Linked DNA regions of Homo sapiens: regions 2 and 3 are each linked to region 1. A link is a loop called in an ENCODE intact Hi-C map of the cell type or tissue named here. Cell type or tissue: dorsolateral prefrontal cortex. All regions are shown on one strand. Region 1 has its middle 98 kb from the start of TBC1D5. Region 2 overlaps TBC1D5 (TBC1 domain family member 5). Region 3 overlaps TBC1D5 (TBC1 domain family member 5).

Region 1 (8,000 bases):
TGCCCACTGGCTCCCAAGTTCCTCTTCTATTTCTCAATCTAATGGTGTTAGGTCATTTTTGCATTGCTATTAAGAAATACCTAAAGGCCGGGCATGGTGGCTCACACCTGTAATCCCAGCATTTTGGGAGGCCGAGGCGGGCAGATCACCTGAGGTTGGGAGTTCAAGACCAGCCTGGCCAATGTGGTGAAACCCTATCTCTGCTACAAATACAAAAGTAGCTGGGCGTGGTGGCGCATGTCTGTAATTCCATCTACTTTGGAGGCTGAGGCAGCAGAATGGCGTGAACTTGGGAGGCGGAGCTTGCAGTGAGCTGAGATTGCGCTGCTGCACTCCAGCCTGGGCAACAGAGCAAGGATCCATCTCAAAAAAAAAAAAAAAAAGAAAGAAAGAAAGAAAAAGAAAAACCTAAAGACTGGGTAATTTATAAAGAAAAGAAATAATAGAATTGGTTCATGATTCTGCAGGCTATGCAAGCATGACACCAACATCTGCTTCTGGTGAGGACCTCAAGAAGCTTCCACTCATGGCAGAAGGCAAAGAGGGAGCAGGTACATCACATGACAAGAGCAAGAGCAAGAGAGAGAGAAGGGAGCAGTCCCAGATTCTTAAACAACCAGATCTCACATGAACTAACTGACCAAAAACTCATTTATCACCAAGGGAATGGTGCTTAACCATTCATGAGGGATCTGCTCCTATGATCCTATCATCTCCCACCAGACCCCACCTCCAACACTGGGAATCACATTTCAACATAAGATTTGGAGGGGAAAACATCCAAACCATATCAAACTCAATGTACTTTTGCTACAGTACTTATCTTACCACTCCCCTCCAGCCAAACAGGTATACCCACTGTCCCTCAGTCATAGCTAGTTGATGCACCTTTCCATGGCTTTGCTCACGATGTTTCTACCTGGAATATTCTCCCCTGTCACTCCACCTATCAGAATTCTCCCCAGTTGTTATGACCTAACAAGTCCTGTCTCCTTCCTAAAATTTATGATTCAGTGTCCTGGGTATAGCGGTCCTGGGTATAGCTGATAGCTTTGTTTGATTACTCTGGGCCCAAATGTCCTCTTCCTCCTACTGATCCTTTTTTTTTTTTTTTTTTTTTTTTTGAGACGGAGTCTTGCTCTATGACCCAGGCTGGAGTGCAGTGGCTCGATCTCAGCTCACTGCAACCTCTGCCTCCCGGGTTCAAGCAAATCTCCTGCCTCAGCCTCCGGAGTAGCTGGGACTACTGGTGCCTGCCACCATGCCCTGCTAATTTTTGTCTTTTTTTTTTTTTTTAGCAGAGACGTGATTTCACCATGTTGGCCAGGCTGGTCTTGAACTCCTGACCTCACATGAGCCACCCATCTCAGCCTCCCAAAGTGCTAGGATTACAGGCATGAGCCACCGTGCCCGGCCCCTACTGATTCTTTAACCACCCCCCTACTCCTCAAATCTCTGATATGACACTTACCATAAACTATCATATATCATCTCACATCATAGTTTGCAGTACTAATTTTAAAAATAATGTCATCAATATATGCATATTGAGAGAAGGAATAAAGCAAGTTTAGAGTGAAGGTCCACACTGAGATGTCTAGTTTGGGGAGAGTAGAATCTACCATAAATCTTGACCATAGTCATTGTATATTCTAGAGCTGTCCTACTAACCTTTCCAGGGTTCCATTTCTTATTATCCTGTCTTCAGTGACTCATCATTATTAGCGCAATGAAAGTACTACAATGTACATTATAAGCATGGAATTCTTAGGCTTCTCAGACACTATTTCTTAGCTTAATGTAGAATGTAGTGGAAAGAGAGCTCCTTTTGAAGTTTAAAAATAGGGAGGGGTAGGGGAGATTCTAATCCCACCATGCTTCTCTGAGACACAAGAGAAAGATGTAAGAATGGCCATGAATACAGGTATGTGTGTGGGTGTACAGTTGTGGCACATGGTAAAGTTGCTGATGGCCTACATATTCTCTGTGATATATATACACTACACAAGGAGTCATATAAGAATGAAATAAGAGCTCAAGAAAAGGGGGAATATTTTTGATAAATTGAATTGGTAAGTAATTAGAGAAATATTCAAAGGCTGAAGTTTCGATCACATACTAACAGACAACAAAAATTAATAATTACTGATCTCCTAAGTACCTTAGATTATGTTATTCTATCTAATCATCACAACAACACATTTTACAAAAGAGAAGATGAAGGCCCAGGGAGGTTAAGTAATTTGCCAAAAGTCACACAACCAGATTACAACTCCGCCCTGGATGATTCCAAATCCGATGCAACCCCATCTTTGGGGCATTCAACCTGGGAGATATGGCCTTGCTCATGTTTAGGAGACATTATACTACTTTGAATTGTTATCATTGGATGTAAGGCAGCCTATGTCACTCTCCCTAAAATGATTCTATGATCTTTTAGCAGCTATGCCAATCCAATCTGTGCTGGTAGGAAAATCATCCTTCTATACATCTCCAAATGAAATGAAGTGCAGATTAGCCAAACCACCAAGAAAATTTAATTGTAAAGGGAGGTATGGGTGGTAGGATTTGATGGAATCATTCCATACCAGGTGTTCTAATGTCACATTCTTCATTATCTTGAAGAAAAAGCCTTCAAATAGATTCCTTTTTTCTTACAGGTTGCCTTCAGACCCTGAAAGAGATTTTCAGGAGAAATTTCAGTATTCTATATCAAAAAAAAAAAAAAAAAAACATGTTTTCTGGAAATGCAAGAGAATATAAGGAACAGCTTCATCTCAAAATTTGCAAAGCTTGCCTCAAAGCCATCTCAAGGTAACTGCTTAATTGGTGCTCTTCTTGGGCTTTCTAGAACATCCATTAAAAGAATGTCCAATGATAGTGTCTAACTCATGTATATATTGACAGTAGCCAAGCCCACCTCTCTGACAAAGCTGAGGGTCCAAAGTCAGGATAATGCTGAAACTGCACCAATCAAGGACTGGGAAGCGTGGGCTGGGGAACCGTGAGTGCGGTCTGTGGACAGACGGGGGCAGCAGAGAGCTGTTGGAGAGGTGCGCATCAGGCAGCTTCCTAGGGGGCGAGTGTTTCTGGTCAACTTGGAGACATTGACAGAAAGACCCAGCTCCAGCGTCAGTAACACAGCTGAGGGATTAGCCCTGCTGAGCTGTCTGTCTGGAATCCACAAACAGAACCTACCATTTTCCACACCGTGGTCAGAAACTTTTATAAACCTGCTCCCCGATATGTCATTCCCCTGCTAAAAAGGCTAATCAATGGCTCCCCATTGCTTGAAACACTTTTTCAAGCTTTGATGCGCATCAGCATTACTTGGAGGGCTTGGTAAAACACAGCTCATTGGGCTCACTCCCGGAGTTTCTGATAGATTAGGTCTTGGGTGGTCCTGAGACTTTGCACTTCTGACATTCCTGGGTGTTGGTGATGCTGCCAGTTCCCACTGGTCCAGAAACCACACCTGGCAATCCACTAGCTTAGGTCATATTTAAGCTGCCCACTCTCGTCCTCTCCAGCTTCTCTTCTAGGCACTCACTCCCACGGGCATCCCCCACTCCCTCACACCCTCTGCTCCACCTGTGAACTTCCTTCAGCCCCGCAAGGGAGTTGTGTTTCCCTGCGCCTCTCGGCCTATTCACATGTGCTCTCTCTGCTGATACACTCTTCCTCCATCTCTTCATCTGGCCAATGATTACTTATCTTTAGGTCCCAAGTAAGAAGCCTCCCTCCTCTGAACTCTCATCATGCCCTGTACCTCTCACCTCACACTGTGTTGTAAATGACCCTTGTGTGTCTGTGTCCCAGCTAGTATCAGCCTGGGGAGCAGGGGCTGACACACATCTATACCTTTGGAAATTCAGTCGCTAGGCTCATCTGGATTCTTGACTGTGCACAATAACCATGTTACATTTCTCTGCTTGCCTCCCTCTTCCGCTCTCAAAGACTATTTCAAACCATCTTCATTTTCCTCAAATCTCTAACCTTCACGCCTACTCTATCACACTCAACAGATGGCCTTGCCTACTCCTTCACAGAGAAAATAGAAGCCACCAGACAGAAACCTCTCAACTTCCCGCACCAAACCTACAAACCCACCAGCATCTGCACCCACCCCATCCCCCTGACCTCCTGTTACAATAGAGGAGCTGCCTGTACTTTCTATGGCTGTCTGAAGCCAAACCCTCCAGCTCTGCTATGGTTTCCTCCTCCTGCTTCCTCAAAAACTCCCACCATCAACACACCCTCTTCACGGTAGCTTCTACTTCTTTCTCTTCCCTGATTTTCTCCATCATTTTTAAAACATGTGCAACTCTCTCTTCTATAAATAACCACCCCCCTTAGGCCCTATGTCACCCTGTAACTATCCTCTTTTTTCTACTTTGCTACTGCACAGCCAAATATGTTTAACCTCATGATTTCCATTTTCTTATTTCCTACTCTCTCCACAAGCCACTTTTCCTCAAAAACTATTCTCACAAGGGTCAACAAACACCCTTCTATAGCCAAGTCAAATAGACACCTTTCAGTTCCCATTCTGTTTGACGTAGTTGACCCCCTCCTACATCTGGACGCTCCCTCTTTCCTTACCTTCTGTGACATCCCAGCCTCGTCCATCTGGCCATTCTTCCTTTAAGGCCTGGTCCTCCTAGGACTTATAAATGCTGGTGGTTTGTGGGGCTCAATCCTAGACCTTCTTGTCTAAAGTCAGCCTGGATAACTGTATCCATTTCCTTCAGTTCAGTTACTATACGCTTACCAAGCAATCCCTTTATTGGAGAGGTCTGTCTCTTGCTCTCTGCTGTCCATGTTTACATGACCAACCGCCCAATCTATGTATTTTCTTTGACATCCCACAGGTCCCTCATACTCCACTGAACTTAAGATCTTCCCCCAAAACTGCTGCTTCTAGTTGCTCTTTATTGAAGCAAATTGCCTCAGAGGATACATCCTTGACACTTCCCTCTGTCTCCTGCCCCATATCTCACCAAGTCCCAATACTTTAGTTTCACCAGCCTCTCTCCATGTCTTCCCATACCATAACCCAAGCCACCATTCCATCTCTCCCAGACTGCGGCTACAACCACCGGCCTCCTTGCAGCATCTCTGGCACCCTCCAATCCATTCCTCCCTCCTTATGCTAGAGGAATCTTTCCTTAAAAAACAACTCACTTCCCATTCTTGCTTAAACCCCTCAGTGGCTGTCCAATACCCCTGGGATAAAGTTCAGTCTTGTCTTGCCCCCTCACCCACACTGGTCTTCTTTCAGCACCTTCAAAGCACCAAGCCCTCAGCCATCAGGGTATTTACACATGCTCTTCTCTCTCCTATAACGTTTGCCCTCACCTTCTTGTTTGGCAACCCTCACCCATCCTTCAGGGCTCAGCTTCAGATTTTCTGGGGGAAATTTCACTGACCCTCTGACGCTCATCACAATTGTGGCTAATTAATTACTTGAAAATTTGTTTTATGTCTTTCTCCCCCTCTAAGCATCATACAGGCAAAGAGCAGATCTTCACCTGAGCCCCAGAAGTCAGGGCTGCAGTGAGCCACGATCATGCCACTTCACTCCAGCCTGGGCAACAGAGTGAGACCCTGTCTCAAAAAAAAAAAGATTGGATCTTTCTCCTCATTCTCCACTCTCTGTCATATCTCCACTACGTTTCACAATGCCTGGCTTGTAGGTAGCTGATGACGAATCTTTGTTGAAAAAATGAAGAACAATTGAAAGAAAAAAGATACCATAATTTGAGATTTGACATTTCTTAGACTGGTTAATAACATCATAACTAATATTTCTCTAATGCTTTCTATTTGTCTTGCACTGTCTCAAGTGTATTACATTATCACAAAAATCCTGTGAGGTATGATATTATTATTATCCCCATTCTACAGTAGAGGAAACTGAGGCACAGAGAGTTTACAAATTTTGCCCAAGACACAGACAGAGATAGTAAGTAATAAACTGGGATATAAGTCAAAATAGTTTGATCTACCTACTGTGTCCTTAAACACTGTGATATACTATCTCCAAGATCTCTTTAGTATGTGCAAGGAAGACAGCTGTAGGTGTTGGGCTGTGTGTATTATTAAGGTTGCTGTTACAGAGAAAAGAAGACCAAAAAAAAAAAAAAAAAACCCAAACCTCAACACATTAATGGTTCTCAAAATTTAATGTGCATCACAATCACCTACAGAGATTATTAAAGCTCACATTATGGGACCCCACCACCAGACTCAGTAGCTGCGAGGGGTGAAGCCCAATAATTTTTATTTCTAACAGGCTACCCAATGATGCTGATGCTGTCAGTCCAGAGACCACACTTTGAGGAGCACTGCAATAAATAGATAAAGGATTTCCACAAGTTTTTTCAATCTTTAAAAATACAAAATACACTTCCCCTGAAATCTGCCCTTCTATAATAATTAAATAGAAAGGAGAAAGCGCTCAAGAGAAAATTTTAAAATGCAAACAAAATTGAATAGGGTTAAAGTGATGTTTCAGGTTCCTCATCCACTGGACTCTCCTCTTTTTATCCTTCAGCCCTCTTTACCCACATGCTGTGGTATGCACCTCCTTTTGAAGAGATAAAAGTATTTGCCTCTCACAGGTGTGTTACCTAGCTTATCTTGGTTAATGCTCACGACAAGTCTGTAAGATCGCTATTATTATGCCCATGTTAGAGATGAAAAAACTGGGACTCCAAGAAAAAAGTTAAATCACTAACCTCCTAACATCCAAAAGATAGAAAGTGGCTGAGCTGCGGCTCAAATTTAAGTTGATGTGACTCCAAATTCCTTATCTTTTCCATTAATTGACACTGCCCTTCATATTCTCATCTACCTTTTTAGTTCTGCTAAACATGCAAATAACAAAAAGCAATTTCTCCCACACTCATATAGAAAATGTCAACTGAAAAACACAGATCTAAATTCATCTCTCCCAAACAATATGCTTTTAATGTCTCTTTTTTTGTTTACTTTTCCTTGGAAGCTGATTGTTATTCATTTCAAATGTAGAGTGAAAAAAACCTCAAGATCTTAAAGAATTATTAGAACCTCTCTAAGAAGCAGATAGCACCCCAAAACAACCACGGCATGGTTCGTCTTTCTCCAACCACCTGACGGTACTGAATTTTATCGCCTTCCTGGCATGGCTGAAGAAGCTTTTAAAATTCCACTGCAATGTTGTGAGGCCATACATCCCCCAGGATTAATCACAAATATTTTATAAAGATGAAGTTTCGTTATATCTTTGTTCTTTGTATCTTGGCTTTTGTTAGCGCATTTTAATTACGATCTGGTATCTGCAATAAACAGTAAACATAAAGAGCTTTGCAAAAATGTATTAGACTGTTTGTTTTCACACTCTAATGCATATTTGCACAATTTTACCATGAAAAAAGGAAAACATGCTAAGCTCTTGGGCTCTATCCCAAATGTCCTGGAATAGAATCCGGAAATTACTAAAAATGCAACCAAACCTCATCATATTCCAGCAATTAACCTAAGAAACAAGGGTCCATTCTCTGTATGAAAAAAACATTTTTGAGGGGAGAAATCTGTGGCGGAGAATGCTTCTCGATAATGCACGTATCGCATTCTCCAAACCTGTTTTGAAATTTGGACTATTTCCCTTTCAGGCTAAAAAAGCTTAATAAACAAATTAAGTTGGGTAATGTTTTATTTTTCTCTTTCAGAGTGTTAAGAGAGCCTCTTCTACTAAAAGAAGACAAGAAGGACTGCTAAGCATAAAACAAGGAATAAAATAATCACATGTGGTCTCATTTTTAAAAGTACCCGGGGATTAATAATCTTACTGCTAAATAGTTGTATAGTAGAATGAATTATTATTACAACAGTAGAATCTCGGAGAATGCTGATGACAAAGAACAGTTTGGGGGGTTTTATTTGAACATATCCTAATCAAAAAGTGGCAAAAACTTTAAAAATCTCCAAATGTGGCTCTTGTGTACAATTATTATTGA
Region 2 (8,000 bases), 580 kb after region 1:
CTTAGCTCACTGCAACTTCCTCCTCCCAGACTCAAGCTGTTCTACCTCAGCCTCAGCCTCCCAAGTAGCTGGGACTACAGGCATGTGCCACCATACTCGGCTGTCTTACCTTTTAAGAGATAGGATCTCGCAGTCACCGAGATTGGAATGCAGTGGCATGATCATAGTTCACTGCAGCCTCAAACTGCATTCAAGTGATCCTCCTGCCTCAGCAGCATGTACCACCATGCCCAGCTAATTTTTTTTATTTTTTGTTGAGACTGTGGTCTTGCTATTTTGCCCAGTCTGGTCTCAAACTCCTGGCCTCAAGCGATCCTCCTACCTCAGCCTCCCAAAGTTCTGGGATTACAGGCATGAACCACTGCACCCAGCCTACATCTTTATGTATAGTTATATAAACTTCCCAGGACATGGAACATAATTGGTATTCCTCTGCACACAGACTAATATCAGTTAAGATATGATTACCATTTTGCTATCTTTCTTCGAAAGGAAAATTCACCAAAACAAACGCATTTAAAAAAAAAATACATTGTCGGCCGGGTGTGGTGGCTCACGCCTGTAATCCCAGCACTTTGGGAGGCCGAGATGGGTGGATCATGAGGTCAGGAGATTGAGACCATCCTGGCTATCATGGTGAAACCTCATCTCTACTAAAAATACAAAAAATTAGCTGGGCGTAGTGGCGGGCGCTTGTAGTCCCAGCTACTCGGGAGGCTGAGGCAGGAGAGTGGCGTGAACCTGGGAGGTGGAGCTTGCAGTGAGCCGAGATCGCGCCACTGCACTCCAACCTGGGCGACAGAGCAAGACCCTGTCTCAAAAAAAAAAAAAAAAAAAAACATTGTTTTGGAAATGCTCATGATAGTTGAAGTCCCGACTGTGTCAAAATGAGTTTAAAATACAGTCATGTACTGCATAATGACATTTGGGTCAACAACAGACCACACATATGATAGTGGTCCCATAAGATTATAATACCATGTTTTTACTGTACCTTTTCTGTTTTAATATGTTTAAGTACACAAATACCACTGTGTTGTACCTGTCTACTGTATTCAATACAGTAACATGCTGTACAGGTTTGTAGCCTGGGGTCAATGAGCTGTATCATATAACCTAGGTGTGTAATAAGCTATACCATCTAGATTTTTGTAAAATATATTCTGTGATGCTCACACAATGATGAAATCACCTAATGACACATTTCTCAGGACGTATCCCCATCATTAAGCAACACATGACTGTAATTGCCAATTGTTCCAATACAGATGAAGACATAATGTTAAAGTGTTGACATAACATGTTCTGCCCAATGAGAAATCACAGTTTTCATGGGGTCTGATTTTTCTTACATATAGAGTTTTACATATATAGAATTCTAGTAGCTCTTATATTTTAGAGGAGATTCCAGAACTTTAAAGGTTAGAAATCATTATATTTTTATAAAGTTTTATTTGAAAAAAAAAAAAAAACTCCTTTAAGAAAAGCAAATATTAGCCAAGCGTGGTGTCTCACACATGTAATAACAGCACTTTGGAAGGCTGAGGTGGGTGGTTCACTTGATTCCAGGAGTTCAAGACCAGCCTGGGCAGCATGGCAAAACCCCATCTGTACAAAACAATAAAAGAATTATCTAGGCATGTTGGTGCATGCGTGTAGTCCCAACTACCAGGAGGCTGAGGTGGGAGGATCACTTGAGCCTGGGATGTCAAGGCTGCAATGAGGCAGAGGTGGGAGGATCACTTGAGCCTGGGATGTCAAGGGTTCAATGAGCCAAGATAGCAGTACTACACTCCAGCCTGGGCGACAGAATGAGACCCTGTCTCCCCCCCCACCCCACCCCACCCCCCAAAAAAGGAGCAAGTATCTCTTCTAAAATATTTCGATTGCATAAAGTGAGAATTCCGCTCATTTAATCTTGTCCCCCTAGGAAAACCATTGATATCATTTTGGTACGTCCCAGTTATCTATCCATTGACCTTTATGTGTACATTTATATATGTATTTTTAACAATGATTTGAACCTGTTACCTAGTTTCAATTTGGTTTTGTTTTGGTTGTTGTTTGTGTGAGATGGTATTCCAAAATTCCTTAACTTTTTAAAACCTTATTTAATAGAGATAAAATTAACTTAATTGAAAGAGAAGAATTATAGGTAAATTGGAAGAACTGTACTTACTGAATCTTAATGTATAAAAATATTGGTATCCTTTTTATTGTTCATGTCTAGATGTTGATTTTTATAGCCATGTAGTGGTGTACGGGTGTTTCAGATGTTTCATTTTATGCTGTCCAGTACAGTAGCCACTTGCCACATGTGGCTGTTTAGCACTTGAAGTGTGGCTAGTCCAAATTGAGATGTGCCATAAGTATAAAATACACACTGGATTTCAAAGACTTTGTACAAAAGGAACAATGTGAAGTATCTCATTAATAACTGTATATGTTGATTACATGTTAAAATCATAATATTTTAGATATACTGAATTAAATAAAATATCACATTTAGTTTCACTTGTTTCCTTTTTATTTTCTTTTTTAAATGTGGCTACTAGAAAATTTTAAATTATAGGTGAAATTTATATTTGTGACCCACTGTTGGACAGTGCTGGTCTAGATCCATCTATATGTCTGTATATTTATGTTTTAGAAACATCACTGTCTTCCCAACAGAAAAGAATAACTTTCAACCATAACCTCTGATTTTATTTTCTTCACATTTCAAATGCTGTTTTTCAACATCATCTTTTGATTCTTTTTTTTGTTTCCAGTACAGTGGTACTTTAAACTACCTCTCCCTTTGATACCAGTAAGTCTCTTAGGAATTTAAATAGGCCTCAGTGAAAGCAATACTTGAGCCTCATTTATATGTTCAAGTTAGATCATTATTCCTAATAATGGCTTTAAGTGCTTAGATAGATCAGCACTCTGTGTCTTGAATTGCTTGTCATTTCTTTATAAAGATGTTTCAAGTAATTGCTCCATGTGATCCCTTCTTTCATTATTTTATGGCAAAAAGTAACATAATCCTTTAGTAGTTTGTTGGAAGTCAGAGAAAAGGGGTCTTTTTTTATTAGCAGAAACAAAATGTATTTCCAGGTACTGAGAATAAAGGGCAAAATTAGTCATGAGCGATAGTCCTGCGAAAGTTAATTTTTAAAATACATCATGAATGCACTGTCAATCTGCCAGTGGCCTTAACCTCTATTTTATTTTCCCATTATACTTGGGTCCAGGTTGTCATCAGCTACCATGAGAAAACCTATGTAATTCCTAGAGAGAGAAAAGTTGCACTGTTAGACTTAATAGTATGGTCGTCATGGAAGCATCAGTTATCTTCATCAAGGCAATTCAGATTTGATTATTGTAGAACTGTGTTGAATACCAAACCAGTGGAGTAGTAGCTGGAGCTAAATCAAGGGATTGTCATTTTTGTCAGATGATTAGGGCTGGCTTGGAAGAGATATGAAAGGGTTGAGCTGTATAAATATTCTCCTTTCAGCAGAAAAAGAAAAGGTCCATCATGGCCATTAAATGCGGCTTGTTCGCTTGATGAATTTCAAACTGTTTAACCTTAGCAATTATATCCCCCCGCAACCCCCCCCGTGCCTGCATGCAAGTGTATCAGTGCCTTGGAATTATGTCTCCAAGGATTGATTTCTGCGCATATTGGTAATTTTCTATTAAGATAATATGCAGCTTTTCCGTGTCCAGATATGTATCTCAAAGGAAGTGCATGCCTTGGTTCAAAAACCTAATTATTAACTTGAATTATCTGCCCAGGTAAACATTAGAACACATTTATTTATAAGGTTTTAAAAACTTTTTATGGTAAATATATGTAATTTAACATTTTAGAGATTATGGTATTCATTTAAATTATGCTGTAAACATGATTGGTTTTTGTAAAGCAGAAGTATATTTGTTTAATTTTTACTCGCCTGTGAGGGATTTGAACATTTAAATAATAGATATGTTTAAATAATAGCAACACATATAAACAGACACCGTGGACCTAATGATTCAAGGACATTTCTGCAATGTTTATAAATAATGTTGCATTCTAGAAAGGGCAGTGTTTTTGCTACTTTTGTGAAAATGTGCATTGGTCAATTTGCTTTTGTATAGTAATGGTTATCCTGGTAATATTTCTACTACCTGGCATATTTTGACCATTTATTAAACTCATAAATAAGGATAGATGACATAGAAATTGCTAACTTTAAAAGAATTGCTGAATTCTGAAAATAACTCATTTTGGAACAAGAAAGTCTCAGTGTGCCATCTAGTGGACACATTTAGCATTCTGGTCATAAAAAACTAATGACTTTCTCTTCCCCCGAAATGCAGTTACCTTGACACCTTATGTCTCTCCATCCCTTGGCATAGTTTGTGGTTGTGTTACATCTCATATAGTTTTTAGATGTTATTATAATTTTATTCATCATATTTTAGGAAAGTTATATTTGAAAATTTTATTTTGAAGTCATCAGAAATCTAATGATGAATAAATATTAACTATGAGAGAGGAAAAAATAAATAATTTTTGTGTTTAATCAGAAGTAAGGAATAATTTAATAAAAGCAAAACCCAATCACACTAATTATTAAACTTTATATTATACATATTCTTTTCTGAAGGGATATTAAAATGATCATTGCTGTCCTCTTATATGTTAATGGATTAAATCATTTAACTAGCTTTTTAAAAATGTATTTTTTTTTAGAGAAATCCAAGACCAGTGACTTATCAATTCCATCCAAATTTAGATTATTACAAAGCACGAGGAGCAGACCTCATGAATAAAAGCCGGTAAGTCCCCTTTTTCTGATGATAGTTATAAATCACAAAGGTAGTCTCAGAGATCATCAGGAAATTTTACATATTGCTGAAAACAATTTTCCAGATTTTAGCATATGTACATAAGGAATCTTTGTTAAATAAATTACCCAAGTTATTTTAAAGGCATAAAAAATGCTATATATTGATGTCAATGGTAAGACGAAAAATAAATATAAGAGTACTTGTTACAATTTGAAGTTAGGCAACTTCATTTTTCTAACATGAATAAACTTGCATAAATTGTGCCTACTTGTATAATCTCTTTCTAGATTTTTGCTGTTGATTGAAAAGAGACAGTTTTATAATATATTTTTAAATTATTTCAGTAACAAAATTAAAAATGTGTTTCCCAACTGTCTTTAGAACTACACAATAAGCTTATAAATGCATCTTGTGTGTACATTTGTGATTGCATACATAGAAATTTTAAGGGTCACTGTAGGAATAAAAAACATTAAAATCCTACTTTTTAAAGAAGTTAACATTGGCAGAAAGGGTTGATGAATGGTTTTGTTCTTTCATAATATCATATTGAGATGTCTCAAGAGTTAACTTGTCAAACCAGAATCATTTCAAATTAGAATGTAATTTCAAAGTTTACTCTGGAAGACTAAAATGTTAGTAATGATAAATGCTGCCAAGTTGTCCGAATTTTCTTCCTCAAGCATTTTGCCTATGTGTTAGCTTTTCTTCAGTAGAATTCCAAGAGCCTAAATATACATTTATGGAATACATATACACAATGTGTTCTGCTGTTACTGGAGAGTTAAAAATAAGTTATAATTCCTGCTGCATAGGAACTCATAGTCTAAGGGATGAGAAGAAGTTTACAACAAAATGGCTAAATTTAAACTTGAAATTTGAACCTTGTCTTAGTGTAATGTTGTTATAAAACTCCCCATCTCTGATTGAAATCTGTTTGCTCCATATATTGATGTACCATGCAATTATGAGACCAGTTCTGTAGCTCATGAGACTTATCTGAAGCTCTTTTCTGTTTGTTCATTTCATCTGAGTCTTGTTACACAAATAAAAATTTATTTGCTATAGTCACTTGATCATTCAACAGAGTTTTAATGACTGCCAGATTGATTATTTTAAACACAGGAGATGCCCAGTAAAAACCCAGACCAAAATCCCTGCCTTCAGTAGTCTTACACCCTAGTCACTTATATTTCTTCCCATTATGTCAGATATTTAGTTTTGTTATGTTTAAAAGAACAAAGTATGTTAGTCTTTTTCTTTATACAAGACCTTTTTAGCTGGAATCCTTTGTCTTCCCCTCCCTCCCAACCCCCACAAGATTATTTTTTACACAACAGCCAACTAAATGTCAATTTATAACAGGTTATATCATACCTCCATGTAAACATCTCCAAAGGCTTCCTATTGCCACTGGCTATCCAGTCTTCTTCCTGAAGCCCTTTCCTATCTCTTTGACCTTATCTCCTTCCACTCTCTCCTTCTCTTCATTCTCATGCTACAGCCACATCAGCCTTCTCTGTTATTTGCCCTTGCTTAGGGCCTGTGCACCTAACTCCTCCCTCCTGCTAGAGCACTTCTGCCACCCCCATCTTCCCATGCCTCTTCATGATTTAAAGCTCAGCCTAAATGTCATCTCAGAGAGGCCACTCTTAACCTCCTGCCTGTCTTCACCTCCCCTATTCACTCTATCCCATCATCATGAACTGAAGTTATATAATTCATTTGTGTATTTATAATCTGTCTCCCCAACGTCTCCACTAAAATCTAAGCCCCTGAGGGCAGGCTTTTGTCTTATTCACCACTTCATGGCACCTAGGACAATGATGACTGGTATAGGGAAGGCACTCAACACATATTTGTTATATGAATTTTTTGAAATATTTTCAACACCTTTTTCTCCACCACAGGAAATGTATTGTACCCATTATTTTCTCCCCTTCATGATTTTCTTCTCTTTAGCCTTCTCTCCCTGCATTTTTCTTCCACAAAATGTTGGTTTTGTTATATATATATAACACATTGAGTTTATATATATATAACACAATGAGTTTATATATATATTATATATATAACACAATGAGTTTATATATATATTATATATATATAAACACATTGAGATTCTTGTGCAAAGTATCTTGAAGATTGGAAGGAACACTTTTTGTCGTCTTTTGCAATTGCAAAGCTTAACATTGAAATTCAACTAAATAAAATGTAGTAATTGAAGCAGAAGACGTCACAACTCAGTAAGCAAGGAAATAGTTAATAGACGGTGCTGGGAAAATTGGCAAATCTTTGAAAAAGTATCAACCACACACAAAAGTAAATTCCAAAGTGCACTGAAACAAGCAAACATAAAAATAAAAATGCAAGTGCCTATCTGACCAATAATCTGACCAATAGTTACTTGAAGACTTTTTAATCTTATTTCAAATTTTTTTTGTTGTTTTTATTTTTTGAGACCGAGTCTCGCTTTGTCGCCCAGGCTGGAGTGCAGTGGCGCAATCTCGGCTTACTGCAAGCTCCGCCTCCCGGGTTCCCGCCATTCTCCTGCCTCAGCCTCCCAAGTAGCTGGGACTACAGGCGCACGCTGCCACGCCTGGCTAATTTTTTGTATTTTTAGTAGACGGGGTTTCACCGTGTTAGCCAAGATGGTCTCAATCTCCTGACCTCGTGATCTGCCCACCTCAGCCTCCCGAAGTGCTGGGATTGCAGGCGTGAGCCACTGCGCCCGGCCTAAATCTTATTTTAAAATTTTTAATTGACAAATAATAATAGTGTGAAGATGTTTTAACCTTTAATGGAGAAAATCACAAAGGAACAACTAATGGATTTTACTATACAACACATATTTTAAAGTAGATATGTAAAAAATAAACTGAATCAAAAGACAAACCAAAAATTAGGAAAATATTTGTAGTGGATGTAACTGGCAAAATATAATATCATTAATGTATGAAGAATTTAGGCAGTTCAGTAAGAAACACAGGATCTGGCCGGGTGCGGTGGCTCACACCTGTAATCCCAGCACTTTGGGAGGCCCAGGAGGGCAGATCACGAAGTCAGGAGATCGAGACCATCCTGGCCAACGTGGTGAAACCCTGTCTCTATTAAAAATACAAAAAATTAGACGGGAGTGGTGGCACTAGCCTGTAGTCCCAGCTACTCGGGAGGCT
Region 3 (8,000 bases), 200 kb after region 1:
TGTACATATTTTTTCATCACCCAGGTATTAAGCCCAGTACCCAATAATTACCTTTTCTGCTCGTCTCCCTCATCTCAGCCTCCACCCTCAAGTAGACGCCAGTGTGTGTTATTTCCTTCTTTGTGTTCATAAGTTATCATTTAGCCCCACTTATAAGAACATGGGGTATTTGGTTTTCTGTTGTGCGTTAATTTGCTAAGGATAATAGCCTCCACCTCCATCCATGTTCCCACAAAAGACATGATCTCATTCTTTTTTTATGGCTGCATAGTATTCCATTGTGTATATGTACCATATTTTCTTTATCCAATCTGTCACTGATGGGCATTTAGGTTGATTCCATGTGTTTCCTATTGTGAATAGTGCTGCAGTGAACATTCATGTGTCTGTGTCTTTGTGGTAGAATGATTTATATTCCTCTGGGTATATACCCAGTAATGGGATTGCTGGATTGAATGGTAGTTCTGCTTTTGCCTCTGTGAGGAATCACGATATTGCTTTCCATGATGGTTGAACTAATGTACATTCCCACCAACAGTGTATAAGTGTTCCATTTTCTCTGGAAACTTGCCAGCATTTGTTATGTTTCGACTTTCTAATACTAGCCATTTGACTGGTGTGAGGTGGTGTCTCATTGTGGTTTTGATCTGCATTTCTCTAATGATCAGTGATACTGAGCTTTTTTCATACGCTTGTTGGCCGCATGTATGTCTTCTTTTGAGAAGTGTCTGTTTGTGTTTTTTGGCGACTTTTCAGTGGTGTTGTTTGTTTCTCTCTTGTAAATTTGTTTAAGTTCCTTATAGATGCTGGATGGTAGACCTTTGTCAGATGCATAGTTTGCAAAAATTTTCTTCCATTCTGTACGTTGTCTATTTACTCTGTTAATAGTTTCTTTTGCTGTGCAGAAGCTTTTAAGTTTAATAAGATCCCACTTGTCAATTTTTGCTTTTGTTACAGTTGCTTTTGGTGTCTTTGTCATGAAATCTTTGCCTGTGCCTATGTCCTGAATGGTACTGCCTAGGTTGTCTTTTAAGATTTTTATAGTTTGGGGTTTTACATTTTAAGTCTTTAATCCACCTTGAGTTGATTTTTGTGTATGGAGTAAGGAAGGGGTCCAGTTTCAATCATCTATATATGGCTAGTCATCCCAGCACCATTTATTGAATAGAGAGTCTTTTACCCATTGCTTGTTTTTATCTGCTGTTTTGAAGATCAGATGGTCATAGATGTGCGGCCCTATTTCTTGGCTCTCTATTCTGTTCCATTGGTCTGCGTGCCTGTTTTTGTACCCGTACCATGCTGTTTTGGTTACTGTTGCCTTGTATAGTTTGATGTTGGGTAATGAGATGCTTCCAGCATTGTTCTTTTTGCCTAGGATTGCCTTGGCTATTCGGTGTCTTTTTTAGTTTCATACGAATTTTAAAATATTTTCTTCTATTTCTGTGAAGAATGTTGTTGGTAGTGTGATAGAAATAGCATTGAATCTGTATATTCTACTCCATTTCAAGACACCATTGTCACCTGGACTTTGCAGAATCCTCTTAGCTATCTCCCTTTGGACTAGCTTCCTTACTCCACAGATTTGTTCTTTACCTAGGATCAAAGTCATTCTTTTGTAATGATTATCAGATCAGGCTACTAAGAAGTTCAACTGTTGTCCTTATTTTGCTCATTATTTTTTAAAAGTTTACGATGGGCTTAAGACAGTATATCATTCGACTCCCCTAAAACCTCATCTGCACTAATTCTGCTCCTTCCCCCTACTGCAGTCACAGTGGCTCAGTGACAGTCTTTCAGTACTGCAAGTCTGCTCCACATCAGGGTCTTTGCACTTGCTCTTCCCTTTGTCTGGAAAACCCTTCCCTCAGTTATCCACAGAAATTTTTCCCCCACTATCTTTAAGTCTTTTCTTAAGTGTCACCTTGTCAGGGAGGTGTTCTCTGAGCACCTTATATAAAATCATAACCTTGCTCCTTTCCCTACGCCAACTTCCCTTATTCCCTGTAGCTTGCTTTACTTTTCTCTGAAGCACTTAATAATTTCTGAGTTTGTGTATATTTATTTTTGTTTGTTTATCAGCTGTTTAACCACTGTCTTTAGAATGTAAGCTTGTAAGCTTCATGAGGGTAGGAACTTTGCTTTGTTTTCTGTGGTTTATCTAGCTTCTGGAACTATACTTGGCACATGATGGATACTCACTGTGTTTATGTGTTAAATGAATGAATGATTAAATAAGGGGAAGAGAGTTACAAGCAGATGTGAAAAGCATTGGTGTGTTTCAGAACCTGAAAATATTTGCCTGTTTATTTGACGTGGGAGCAGTGAGTGATGGTCTCTTTTTTTCTCTTTAGTTTTGGAGTCCAGAACATGTAAAGTTTTTTCACCCATTATAAACAATTTGGACAAAATACTGCATGTTCTACTTAAAATTGGGAGCTAAGCAGTGGGTATGTATGCATGGACATAAAGATGGAAATAAGGGACACTGGGGACTCAAAAAGTGGGAGGGGTTGGAACAGGGGAGGGTTGAGAAATTACCTGTTGGATACAGTGTTCACTATTTGGGTGATGGGTGCACTAGAAGCCCAAACCTGCACATTTACCCATGAATCTAAAATTTAAAAAAAAATCAGACTTTATCCTGAGAGACCATGGATACTACCAACTGTAATCCACTGAAAGTGTGGTCAGATTAGCATTTTAGAAACAGTCCGCTTGCTAAGGGTGAATGAACAAGAGAGAAGCAAGGACATGGGGATTATTTCGTGAACATTAGTCCAGGGGCATGATGGTGATTGCCTGAACCAGATTATTGATGTAAAAATGGAAAGATCGACAGATTAAAGAGATATATAGTATTTAGGGAGCAGGCCTCAGTAATTGAAAGAGGAGCAAGAATGATGCATAGGAATCTGCCATGACAAAATCGGTGGATGGGATGCTATTCAGAGATAAGTAGCGGGCTTGATGATGGTAGAAAATTGAGTCCAAATTCAGTTTATGGTGCTGTTTAGTTTTTTAGGGATGCCATAACAAAGAACCAAAAACTGAGTGGCTAAAAACAAAAGAAATTTATTGTTTCAGTTCTAGAGACTAGAAGTCCAGAAATCAAAGTGTAGGCTAAAGGTTCTAGGGGAGAATCCTTTCTGATTTTTCCAGCTACTGTTGTTTGCTGGCAGTCCTTGGCTTGTGGATGTATTATATTACTTCAGTCACATGGCCATCTTCTTTCTGTGTGTCTCCACCTAATCTTCCCTCTGAGTGTCTGTCTGCATCCAAATTTACCCTTCTTATAAAGACATCAGTCATATTGGGTTTGGGCCCATCCTCATCACTTCAGTTTAATTTGATTACCTCTGTAAAGACCCTATTTCTGAATAAGGTCCCATTCTCTGTGTGACACTAGGGATTAGAACATTGATACATCTTTCATTGATAGATGACAGAATTTTAAGGAGAAACGAATAGGATTTGATGCTTTGAATCAGTATAGAGTAGGAGATCGGGAAGGGGAAAGAGAGACATGAGTTGTCATGTTTTCCTGAGAGAATGCTGGTGCTACTAGAGAAATAGAAAAGTAGGGGGGAAGGGGAAAGAGCTTTGTGACAAGGTGAGGGTGGTGGGAAATAAGTTTCATTGTAAGCATGCTGAATTTGGAGTTGTAGTTGGTAGTAGAATTGGTTCATGGTCTAGTCAGAATTCAAGAAAGAGATTTGTACCTAGATTATAGCTTTTATGAGAATGTTTAGGTTCTGTGAGGGAGAGGATACAAAGAGGAAACCTAAGCCTAGAAAGGAAACTAAAGAGAGAGTGTTACTTTGTTGAAATGGATGCTTTCATCCATTGTAGAAAAACAGTTTCATGCACCCATCTATTCCTTTACTCTAAATGTCAATTCTAGTAATGTCTGGATAGTGGATTTAGTTGCCGAAGTGGTCGCTGCATGAACAGAAGTAGAGTTACCAGTTCCTGACAGCTGCGAGTCAGCCTCTGGGCATCTTGCTAAATTTTCAAGTATAATTATACAGTAGACTTCCTTTAACAAATTCCGTGTTCCCAGCTATAATTATAACTGCTTTTCTTGCCTATAGCCTGTTCTTTGTCTTACTACTCTCCTCTGTATCTCCCCCTGCTGGTTAGACTTTTCCTCTGGTCATTTGGGATCTGAGAAAATAGGAAGCTGTTTTTCCTAAGCATTGCATAACCAATTTCTTTCTTCTCACTCTACTCCAATAGACATTTCAGTAATAAGCAATGTTTTAAAGCATAGGCTAGCAGTATTCTATATTATATTTATATTTATCTTCAGAGAATATGCAGATACAAATTAGGTACCTTGTAAGCTTTCTAAGCAACTGTCAGAAAATGACTACCACAACTTCCCCAGTGACCCCGTTTAATAGTTAAGACTCTTAAATAAAATCTTGCTCATGGCCATGCTTTAGACCAAGAGTGTTTTGTTTTGTTTTGTTTTGTTTTGAATAAATTAAAATTTTCACCCAAAAATGAAGTCATCATAAATCCTGCAACCATAATCTTGCACTAGTTTCCAGGACTAATCATGACAGTAATTTGTAAGATCAGAATTATGAGTGGGATTTCCTGTTTTCTCGTGTATTTTTGTCTCCCAAATATCCATTATGAAAATAAATCACTTTTAAAAATGACTTGATGTCCTTTACAAAAATATTGTAGTTTTCGGATGATAAAGTTTAGGAATATATTTCCACATCACTTAGATTAGATTCTGAGTCATTTTAATATCTTTCTTAAGAAGTAATTAAAATGTGTAGTTTTTTGAATGTGCAGAAGGAAACTTCAACTTTTGTAGCCTGCAGTGGAAGTAGTCTAGAAGAAATTATGGATTGTTGTCAGTACTTACTCATTAATATTTGTTATGTGCCAGGCACTGTGCTAGTTGCTAGTTTACTGTGATTTTAGTTTGAAGAATGATATTAGATTAAGTAGGTTTTACTTATAATAGTTGAAATATACTTGGGAATAAATAGTGTATCAAGATTGCCTATTAAAATAATTCCGTGTATTCTGGGTGACGTTAAGTGCTATGAAGTAGGACTTCTCTTACATAGTAATTGGTTGACATTCTTTGACCTCAGTGTAAGACTGAAGTATTTAATCAACAAACACAGAGGATAAAGTTTTGATAAATAAACCACTTTCTTTAAACCTTTAGAAATAAACTTGAAGTCTTTTGGCATTAGATTGATGGGCTTTCCTTTTGTGAAAGAGTAAGTGAATAATTTAAGCTTATAATTCATGTTTGCAGGTCCTCATCCTGTCATAGGAATAATAGTCTTGAAAATTGGAGCTCTGGAATTCACCATTCTGAGAGATATCTCCTTACTGGTATAATTTTATGCTTATGTGGCAAGGTTTCAGGTTGAGGAATGAGATCAGATTTGCAGGGGCAGAATATTTGCTATCCTCGTTGTTTTGGTTCCTGAGGAATGCTTACCCCTTAGCCTCAAATGTGCTGTGGTATTAGCTACTTTAAAATAGATTGCTCAAGACTCTTTATTTGGAAAACCTTAAATATGCATCGTGATGCATTACTTGCAATAAAAAATGAGGCTACAATTATATAAAACAAAACAGTACAGCTGCTGACAGATGTCATTAGCGACTTACTCAAACACAGATCCTTCCAAAAGGAACTGCTAGACATCGGATTCAGGGAGTTAAGGTCATTATGACTGAATATGAAATACTGTTGTCCACTACATTTATTGTTGGCTTTTTGCATTTAACTTTTTGATAATTTTTTGGAGACCTTGACATTTGATACAGTTTAAAAACCATTCTTTTAAATTACAATTAATAAATGTATAAAGAATGAGGAAAATAGAAAATCACCATGAGGCAAACACCACCGTAATAATTGTTGCAGGCAAGACTCATTAATGGATAGCAAAAGTAAGGGTGAACATTTAAGGAGAAATAGAATATTTGTATAGGTCTAAAAAGTATATTCATGAGATGTTTAATAATTACAAAGAGAAAAATAGTAACTTTATGGAGGAGACAGCTGATAGACACTAAGTGATGAAGGTTAGCATCAACAGTAATAAGATATATTAACATCTGATATAATACGATACACCAAAGAGGGCACATCACTTATATGATATTCTTGCCAAAAATATATAAGCTCAGTTTCATCATGAGAAGACGTTAGACAAACTCAAAATTGAGACACATTCTACAAAATAACGGACTAGCACTCTTAAAAAATATTACAGTCATGAAAGAGAAGGAATTCCCACAGATTGGGGGAGGCTAAGGACACATGACAACTAAAGGTAATGTGGAATCCTGGATAGGATTCTGGAATCAAAAAAAGTCATTAGTGGCGTAACTGACGAAATTTGAGTAAGACCCACAGTTTAGTTAATAGTTTGAACCAATGTTAATTTTATGATTTTAATAACTGTAATATAGCTATGTATGGTGTTTTCATTAGAAAAACCTAATTGAAGGTTATGTGGGAATTCGGTGCTATTTGGGCAACCTTTCTATAAGTATAAAATTATTTCAAAATAAAAAGTTAAAAAGTCCCTTTTGGAAATTTGATGTAGTACGTTCTTACTTACCCTGTGAGACTGTGAAAGTGCTCTTCTATTATAATGAAATGTCTTAGTTTTAGTAATGAAATGTCTTGGGTTTTATCTTGGGCAGAGTTCCAGGATAGACTCAGCACTTGTTGCTGACCACAATTTGTTGTCTCATTTCTCCTAATCATCCTTTGATAACAATTGTAGAGATACCTGAGTTGTGTAATTTCTAAAGAGATGTTAATTGGCCTCCACTGTAGTTAGTTGACGAGTATGTGGAAGAATTTGAAGATTAGAAATATGGTAGATGACCTTCAAATCAAAAGTGAGTGAATAGTAGGTATCGGGGGTATTTGGATTCTAGTTCTGACGGATACTGACTCTGGGATCTTGAGCAAATCAATTTGTCTTTCTCAATCTCCTTTTTCATCTATAAAATATCGATGATAGGAATAACTCTACCTTATATGGTTTGTAAAGATCACATCAACTAAACATGATAATATATATGGTTATATATAGAGAGCACGTTGCCTAACTGCAGATTGCTTCCACTTCAGTCCACTGTGAATGGTGCCTCCTGGAGGTGTGCCAAGTACTGTGCCCAGAACACAATGGTCACCCTCAGTTAATTGACTCTGATTAAATGAGAAAATACCTTTGGAAGGATGTTGTGAGTTGAAATACTAGAAAAATAAAAGTATAAAAAATTTTAAATGTTATAAGATTATTAACCAAATTGATGTAGTTTTATAGGATTTTCATAGCATAAACCCAAAACCTATACAAACTAACCAATTTAGGTCTTACTCAATAATTAATAGTACCTGTTTTTGAATCAATAAAAGAGCAATACTATCTAATACTGTTTGTAAGCAACAGATTGGGGGCTATTTTAAAACATTGCATTTTATTCTTTTTTGTGTAGGGGAAAAAAGTCATTAGTCTGCATTTATAATCAGGACTAGCTTCCTGTAAAATTATTTAACTTTTTATTTATAGAATTTGAAATTTACAATTCTAAATACAGCAATAGTAAGGCACTGCATTTTTGCAGGAAACAAAAAGCACAATTAACATAAAGTTAGAACCAGCCACAAATAAAATATTCCAGCAAACTGTGTAAGAAAAAAAATGCTCTGGGAAGCAAATGCCGAGAAATGTTACATAGGTGGCCTTATTACATTGGAAAGAAAAGAATGTAGAAGATTAGTAGCAGTAGTAGTAGGAGGAGGAATAGGAGGAGGAAGGTGCGTAGCAAATGATAGTGAATAAGCTCTAAGTGTTAGTTACTTTTCTAAGCACTTTATGCAAATCATATTAATCATATTATTTAATCCTCCCAATACCTTATGAGTTAGGTCCCCACTTTATATATGACATAGCTGAGGCTCAGAGAGGTTAAGTAATTTTTTTTCCCAAAATCTT

The links. Peaks named below come from ENCODE experiments on the same cell type or tissue, not always from the same donor. Only the 100,000 strongest peaks of a DNase experiment are listed, where the experiment ranks them.
Region 2: it touches region 1 in a loop (9-fold over the local background); 74 of 110 quality-filtered maps call a loop at or near these places.
Region 3: it touches region 1 in a loop (19-fold over the local background); 74 of 110 quality-filtered maps call a loop at or near these places.

The regions. Positions count from the first base shown.
Region 1 is chr3:17,836,445-17,844,444 of GRCh38, reverse strand. No RefSeq gene overlaps it. Among named protein-coding and RNA genes, the nearest start is that of TBC1D5, 98 kb to the right of the region's middle. In dorsolateral prefrontal cortex, CTCF peaks have their summits at 2,822 and 3,022 (motif pointing right); DNase peaks (open chromatin) are centred at 3,034 and 4,118; H3K27ac peaks cover 1,239 bases.
Region 2 is chr3:17,255,318-17,263,317 of GRCh38, reverse strand. It overlaps TBC1D5 (TBC1 domain family member 5), which reads left to right. Exons shown (of 23, transcript NM_001349074.2): 16 at 4,727-4,812. Among named protein-coding and RNA genes, the nearest start is that of PLCL2-AS1, 200 kb to the right of the region's middle. In dorsolateral prefrontal cortex, CTCF peaks have their summits at 4,085 and 4,287 (motif pointing left); no DNase peak of the experiment used is centred here; H3K27ac peaks cover 657 bases.
Region 3 is chr3:17,641,408-17,649,407 of GRCh38, reverse strand. All of the region lies in intron 1 of TBC1D5 (TBC1 domain family member 5), which reads left to right. Among named protein-coding and RNA genes, the nearest start is that of TBC1D5, 97 kb to the left of the region's middle. In dorsolateral prefrontal cortex, CTCF peaks have their summits at 3,941 and 4,143 (motif pointing left); no DNase peak of the experiment used is centred here; H3K27ac peaks cover 1,741 bases.